Regions from separate parts of the Homo sapiens genome. Here region 1 is linked to region 2. The links are chromatin contacts, found by Hi-C or POLR2A ChIA-PET in ENCODE. All regions are on one chromosome and are shown on one strand. Each heading gives the region's core, a stretch centred on a gene start or an enhancer-like site at or near the end of the contact. The rest is flanking DNA. Distances are from core to core; before and after follow the strand shown.

Evidence for each region. A loop is a pair of places that touch in the nucleus more often than their neighbours do. ChIA-PET counts read pairs that join two places held with the same protein, here RNA polymerase II (POLR2A). Pooled maps may share reads with other maps.
Region 1: a pooled map shows a loop between it and region 2 (10-fold over the local background). The contact joins the promoter of EMC10 here to the promoter of NUP62 in region 2. A Hi-C loop is called at or near these places in 1 of 37 single-sample maps with no recorded cell type and 6 of 50 pooled maps. POLR2A ChIA-PET finds 5 or more read pairs at or near these places in 2 of 52 experiments (HEK293 and activated CD4-positive, alpha-beta T cell).

The regions. Positions count from the first base shown.
Region 1 is chr19:50,474,607-50,478,083 of GRCh38, forward strand. EMC10 (ER membrane protein complex subunit 10) reads left to right here and starts at 1,901. Exons shown (of 7, transcript NM_206538.4): 1 at 1,901-2,052; 2 at 3,323-3,395. The coding sequence starts at 1,939. It overlaps GARIN5A (golgi associated RAB2 interactor 5A), which reads right to left and starts at 2,242. Exons shown (of 5, transcript NM_001308429.2): 1 at 1,524-2,242; 2 at 1,227-1,327; 3 at 719-897. The coding sequence starts at 1,782. RefSeq lists enhancers at 1,539-2,039, 1,906-2,105.
Region 2 is chr19:49,928,254-49,932,009 of GRCh38, forward strand. NUP62 (nucleoporin 62) reads right to left here and starts at 1,251. Exons shown (of 3, transcript NM_016553.5): 1 at 1,073-1,251. ATF5 (activating transcription factor 5) reads left to right here and starts at 952. Exons shown (of 3, transcript NM_001193646.2): 1 at 952-1,147; 2 at 2,479-2,775. The coding sequence starts at 2,598. It also overlaps a transcript of IL4I1 not described here. RefSeq lists silencers at 782-841, 1,692-1,741.

The DNA.
Region 1 (3,477 bases), core at 651-3,150, 550 kb after region 2:
AGTGCTGGGATTACAAGCGTGAGCCACCGCACCCGGCCCTGGCTAATTTTTTGTATTTCTGGTAGAGACAGGGTTTTGCTATGTTGGCCAGACCGGTCTCAAATTCCTGGCCTCAAATGATCTGCCTGCCTTGGCCTCCCAAAGTGCTGGGATTACAGGTGTGGGCCACCGCACCCGATCTGCATTACTTTTTCAATGAAAAAATATGACGTAAAGGGGCAGTGTGGAGTGAGGCACAGGAGGGCTCAAGAACCATGAGATCCACAATCATGACAAGCTTGGCATTCCAATCCTGGCCCACTCTGGAGCCACAGTGGGACCCTGGGCAACTGGCTCCCGGCTCTCTGAGCCTCAGTTTAGCTCTTTGGCGGATGGGGCTAAGGGACCCCACCATGTGAAGATATGAGGTCAGAGGTGAGATCGTATGCGCGGCCTAGGGGCGTCTGGCATGAGCAGGCCCTGCGGAAATGATCATTCTCCTGACCGCTGCTGGGGCATGGCTGAGGACTGTCCCCTTCAGGTCTGTCTAATCTCTGATTTCTGGCCCCTGAGGGCTGCTCTGTCCTTGTTCTCCCGGGTAGATGGCAGCTCAGGGAGGGCCGGTAGCACTGCCAGCTCCTGGCCCTGGGGGTGGTCTGGACGAGGGGAGGTACTGCTGGGGGCTCAGGTGCCTGGAGCTGAGGGAGGAAGGGGTCTCGGCTGAGGTGGGGGCAGTTACCCGAAGAGTTGCAGGTGTCCGTTCTCCTTGGCAGGGCCGGCCAGAAGCAATAGGTCCGGGAGCTCCAGGGCTGGACTGGAGGCTGCCACCCCCATGGTGACCTCGTTGGCAACTTCTCCCAACCGAGTCACCTGGGGCCAGAGGTCAGAGGTCGGGGCAGGATAGATGTCGGGGCAGAACTGAGGAGGGATCAGAGGTTAGGAATCTTGGTAGGGGAAAAGGTCATGAACCAGGTGAGTTGAAAATCAGGCTGGGGGCCAGATATCTTGAAATTAAAGTTCAAGAATCATATGGGTGTGAAGTCAGGGAAACTGAGGCAAGGGAGTTACAGGCCAGGGTTCACAAAGAATCTAGAGAACTAGAAGTATGGGGTGTCAGAGATCACATAGGAGTTGGGAGTCGGGAATCCCACGAGATGGACGTTATGGGGGAGCAGGGGCTTTCCAAGTCAGGAGGAGGTCGAGGGGCAGGCCGAGGCTGGGGATGAGGGGGTTCTGGGGCTCCCTACCTGTACGAAGTTGCTCTCAAAGATGGGGAAGTCCCGAAACTGGTCGAATTCGCCGCTCTGGAGGTAGCGTTGGAGCCGTCTGGGACGGCCCGTGGGAGAGGCTGCAACCAGGAGGCATTTTACCAGGACGAAGTCTGGGGGTCGATCCTGGGAGGCTGTGCCTGGCTTCCCAACTGAGAGGGCCCGGCACAGCCCCGCGGAGAGGACGGGGTATCAGATGCCCCCGAATTGCCGGCCCCATCCTACTTGGTTCCTTCACCAGGTCCAACCCCTCTAGGCCTGGCTCCCCTCTCTCACCTGCCATCCCACCTGGTTCCACCTCGCCAGCTCCACCCAGGGCCGGCTTAGGGCCGCGATCCCGCCTCATTGCAATGTCCCCGTCCGACGGGAGCGGACGGAGGAGCAGAGGGAGAAAGCGAGGGGGCGGGACTACGCGCACTGTGACGTCATGATGCGGAGCGGGCTTTATGACGTCACACAAGAGCGGGCTCCTGATTTGTGATGACGTCCCTGGAGGGGGCGGCTCCTGGAGATCAGGCCAAAGGGGCGGCCCCATCCTGCTGACGTCAGGCCCCAGGTGCGGACGGGTGCCAGTGCGCAGGTGCCGGGGCCCAGCGCAGGCGCACGGGCGTCAGGATGCGGCCTGTTCCTCCCGGCGTGCTCCGCGGCTCTTGGCTCACAGCCGTCCCTTCGCTGGTGGGAAGAAGCCGAGATGGCGGCAGCCAGCGCTGGGGCAACCCGGCTGCTCCTGCTCTTGCTGATGGCGGTAGCAGCGCCCAGTCGAGCCCGGGGCAGCGGCTGCCGGGCCGGGACTGGTGCGCGAGGGGTGAGTGCTCTTTAGCTGTGCATAGCGGGCGCGGTCTACGGATGTCGCAGGTCTTGGGTCTTTAGGTGAGTTACAGACGGAAGGAGGCTGCGCAGGGCTGAGAGGGAAGAGGTGGGAGATCCCTGGAAAGCCAGGCCTCAGTCACGCACGCGCAGGAGGGGCCTCGCCAGTGCACCGGGTTGCAAGGACTGGGTGGGAGGACAAGCGCACCTGTCGGAAGGCTCTGGCTCGGGAATATGTATGAGGGGGCGGGGCTGGGGGTGTGGAATCTTGGAGAATCCGACGTCCGGGCGGTTGAAATGAAAGAGGCAAGGTGAAGCCGGGCGCGGTGGCTCATCTGTCATCCCAACGCTTAGGGAGGCCGAGGCGGGAGGATTGCTCTAGGCCAGGAGTTCAAGACCAGCCTGGGCAACATAGCGAGCCCTGTCTCTACAAAAAATACTAAAAAAAAAAAAAAAATTAGGCCGGTCGCGGTGGCTCATGCTTGTAATCCCAGCACTTCGGGAAGCCGAGGCGGGCGGACCACTTGAAGTCAGGAGTTCAAGACCAGCCTGCTCAAAATGGTGAAACCCCGTCTCTACTAAAAACACAAAAATTAGCTGGATGTGGTGGCAGGTGCCTGTAATTCCAACTACTCGGGAGGCTGAGGCAGGAGAATCGCTTGAACCCAGGAGGCAGAGGTTGCAGGGAGCTGAGATCACGCTACTGCACTCCAGCCTGGGCGACTGAGCGAGACCCTGTCTCAGAAAAAGAAAATAAGGCGTGGGAGGGGGCTCTTGAGGAAGTGGAGATGAGTTTTGTCTCCTAAATATGCGTGAGTATGCAAGTTTGGAGGTTGGAGAAAAGGAAAGCATGAATCTTGAATGTGCTTAATAGGGACTGAACTCAGGCTGCATCTTGGCTATTGGGCTGTCAGGTGATAAGGAGGCCATTTGAATATTAGCATGAAAAAGAAGGCTTGGGAGAGGGAGAGTGTCATTTAACTCATGAGTATTTGTGGCGCAAGGCTTGGAAGTGACCTTGGGATAGTTGCTTTGGCAATGAGGTTAGGCATGTTTGTAGGGTCTGGTTTTCTGGGGGTGAGGGAGTGCAGAGTATGAATATTCATGAAATGGGTGGTTTCTAGTGAAATAAAGGCAAGCAGCAGTGATTAACTTGAAGATAAGGCTCCTCCCTCAGCCCACCAGTCTGTCTGTCCTGGGTTCTGTGGGTGACTACTATGCTGAGGGCTTGGGTGGTCCTCACCTGGGGCCTTCTGTGTCCTCTGCAGGCTGGGGCGGAAGGTCGAGAGGGCGAGGCCTGTGGCACGGTGGGGCTGCTGCTGGAGCACTCATTTGAGATCGGTGAGTCAGGCAACGTCCTCTCCTAGACACTTAACATTGGTGCCCTGAGAAGTCAAGACTTGGAGTCTGGGTGCCTCCCGTC
Region 2 (3,756 bases), core at 1-2,500:
ACGCCTGTAATCCCAGCACTTTGGGAGGCCGAGGCGGGCGGATCACGAGGCCAGGAAATTGAGACCATCCTGGCTAACACAGTGAAACCCCGTCTCTACTAAAAATACAAAAAATTAGCCGGGCGTGGTGGCGGGCGCCTGTAGTCCCAGCTACTCGGGAGGCTGAGGCAGGAGAATGGCGTGAACCTGGGAGGCGGAGTTTGCAGTGAGCCGAGATCGCGCCACTGCACTCCAGCCTGGGCGACAGAGACGGAGAGACTCCGTCTCAAAAAAAAAAAACAGTTGAACAGGAATGTATGAGTTGAGCTCTGTGCATAAGGCTTGCCAGACATCGTCTTATTTGAGTCTCATAAACCCACCAGGCGAGTTGATTTTTCTTATTTTACAGATAGGGAAATGAAGTAAGAGAACTTAAGTTATTTGCCCGAGGCCATCCTGGCAGGTCTGTATTTGGGAGAGTGCTGTGACTCATGCTGGACTCTAACCCACGAGGGTTTCTCAGAGTCAGCAGCTGGGGGATGAAGAAGTGAAAAGTGACTGGCAGGAAATTCTGCAAGCAAGGAAAGGGAAAGAGAAATGAACTGGTGCAGGTCTGCGGGAAGAGAATGAGGCTGGATCCTCAAAATCACAGGAGGAAGCAGGCCCAGACCTCAGAGGCAGAAAGAGAAAGAAACCAGAGCTTAGAGTCAGGAGGAGGAAACCAGACCCCGGAGCCACAAGGAGAGGGCTGGATCCCCGGCTCAGAGGGAAGAGGTCGGATCCCCAGCTGAGAGGGAGGAGGGTCCCGGACCCTAGGAGTGGGAAGGAAAGGCTCGGATCCCCTGATCCCCAGGAGGAGGGGACCCGGCTGCCTCCCGGTTGGGGCCGCGCGAGGGCGGGGCGCGGAAGGATCCGGGAGGGCCGTGCTCCGCCACCCAGTATATATCTGTCCCCAGTCCCCGGGGCCGCCTCATTCCCTGTCCTCGGATCACAGTCTCTTCTCACTACAGTGTCGCCGCCTCTGCCTGCGTAGCCCCGGCCATGGCTCTGTAGCCTCGACCCCTTTGTGCCCCCGGCCCGTCTCCGCGCTCACCACGCCTGCGCTCTCCGCTCCCACCTTCTTTCTTCAGCCGAGGCCGCCGCCGCCTCTCCTTGCTGCAGCCATGGAGTGAGTAACCGCTTACCTCTTCTCCAACTGCCTTTCCCGCCCTTTCGCAGCTCGTGGCCCTCTTTAGGGAGCCCTGGGGGGTGGGGAGTCGCGAGCGGGGAATCACGGTCGCGCAGGCGCAGAAGTAGTACGGTGGGCCGAAGGCGCGCGGCTGCGCATGCGCACTGGGCCCGGGGCCGGGTGGGAGAGTTCTAGACTCGATGTTTGTCAGCCCGCGTGCAGCTGGGCCTGAGCACTCCAGGGGAGGGTGTGTTTTTTTTTTTTCTAAACGATTCTTCGTGCTTGGTTGTTCCTGCGCAGTAGCCCACCAGTGCCCCGTAGTGAAAGAGCTGCGGACCCTGAATGGCCGCACATGCGCATTGATCCCCAAGAGGGCGGAGGTGTAAAGGCAATTGGACCGCTCGGGCGACGTAGCATGCGCCTTGGCCCTCGGCGCAGAGCCGCGTGTGGACGGGTGGCGTTCGGGTAGCCGTTCTCCGCGTGCCCCCTCTACCCTCCTCCACCCTCCCTGCCCCACGTTGCTCTGGCTCACAGCCCAGCTTCCTTCCTTTTAAACCAGGCACCTGCTGAGGCGGGGACTGGCTTAGATTGACAGGGCAGAAGGCGGGACCCAGAGGCAACCCTCTAAGTGGGTGGGGATAGAACCACTGTCGTCACGATGGGTGGGATTTCGGAAGCACATTGTGAGAAGGGGCGGGGCTAAACCAACCGTTAGTTGAGGGGTGGGGTTTCGATGTGACAAAGAGGCGGGGCCTCTGGGGAATCGGGGGAGGGGCGGAGCTAAATAAACAATGAGGGGCGGGGCTTGGAGGGGCAGCGGCAGAGCGAGGAGTGGGATTTGAGTGGATAACATTGCTGAAGGGCTGCGGCCTGGGGCAGTTCCCCTGGGAACTGGTTTGGGATGGAAGCTAGGAAGGCAGTGGGGCCAAAAGGAAATATTTTAGAGGAAGGGGCGTGGCTGGAAGAAAATGTCCCTGGGATTGAGTTTTTCCTTGAGGCGAAATATTCTGAGGTGGATGGGAGGGGCCTAAGGTAATTCCCCTGGGAGACCTTTAGGTTTTTTTTTTCTGTATTGGGGGAAGGGGTGGGGCATCGGTCCTACTTTAGGACCTAAAGAAATTCCCTTGGGAGTGGGTGGGGCTCAGAGATTTGGGTAAAGAAAGGGCAAATTTAGAATTCGGAGAGGCTGAGGCTTAGTGTTCTAAACGGTGGTTGGAAGGGGGAGGGAGGAGCCTCATGGACGTGCCTGGGGGTGTGGCTTGGCTTCCCCTTGATTTTGGCCGGTGGATGACGCTGTCCTGACCACACCCACTCTTGTCTCACGCGTGTAGGTCTTCCACTTTCGCCTTGGTGCCTGTCTTCGCCCACCTGAGCATCCTCCAGAGCCTCGTGCCAGCTGCTGGTGCAGCCTCTCCTGTTGCCATCAGTGCCCAGCACCTGTGCTACAGCCATGTCACTCCTGGCGACCCTGGGGCTGGAGCTGGACAGGGCCCTGCTCCCAGCTAGTGGGCTGGGATGGCTCGTAGACTATGGGAAACTCCCCCCGGCCCCTGCCCCCCTGGCTCCCTATGAGGTCCTTGGGGGAGCCCTGGAGGGCGGGCTTCCAGTGGGGGGAGAGCCCCTGGCAGGTAAGGGCAGGTGGAAGGTGGAGCTGGGGAGTGGAGGGCAGGGGAAGATGGGGGAGGAAGAACTCATCCATGTATTCAATAAATATTGAGTGCCTACAATGTGCCAGGCACTGTTTTAGGTGCTGAGGATACGGCTGGGAACAAGAAGAACATGGTCTGTGCCTTCCAGCAGCTCACACTGTGGGGAGTAGACCAGAGATAAATTAAATGAGAGTGTATTGGAATAAGTCAAAAACACCTAGCAGCTGAGCTACAAAATGACAAAGGGGACCTAATATAGAATGGGTAGCCAGAAAACCTTCTCCAAGTAGGTAACATGTTGACTGAGGCATAAATGATGGGAAGGAAGCCAGGCATGATGGCCTGTAATCCCAGCACTTTGGGAGGCCAAGCGGGGAGAATTGCTTTAGTCCAGGAGTTCAGGACGTGGGCAACATAGCGAGACCTCATATCTATAGGAAAAAAAAAATTAGCCAGGCATGGTGGCTCACGCTTGTAGTCACAGCTACTTGGGAGGCTGAGGTGGGAGGATCGCTTGAGCCTGGGAGGTCTAGGCTGCAGTGAGCCAAGATGATGCCACTGCACTGCAGCCTGGGCAACAGAGTGAAACCCTATCCCTTAAAATAAAAAAAAAGTAGGGAAGGAATGAGGAAAACACCCAAGGGAAGAGCATTTTAGTTGGAGGGAACTGTATATGCAGAAGCCCTCAGGAGGCAGGAATCATTTCATTCATTACTGTATCCCAAATGCTTGGCACATAGTGGGTTTTCAATAATTAATGAGTAAAGATGAAACAAGGCATATGTGCGTGTGTATCTGTGTGTGTAATGTGATCTAGTTTGCCTTTTAAAAAGAGAGAATAGAGACACCACAGATACAGAGTACTCGGTAAAGGAGATGTTGGAATGGTTGAAGAAATGCTTGGTTGACTGTTGCTTGAGTCATTGGTTGGTTGGCTGGTTCTTTTTTTCTTTTTTAATT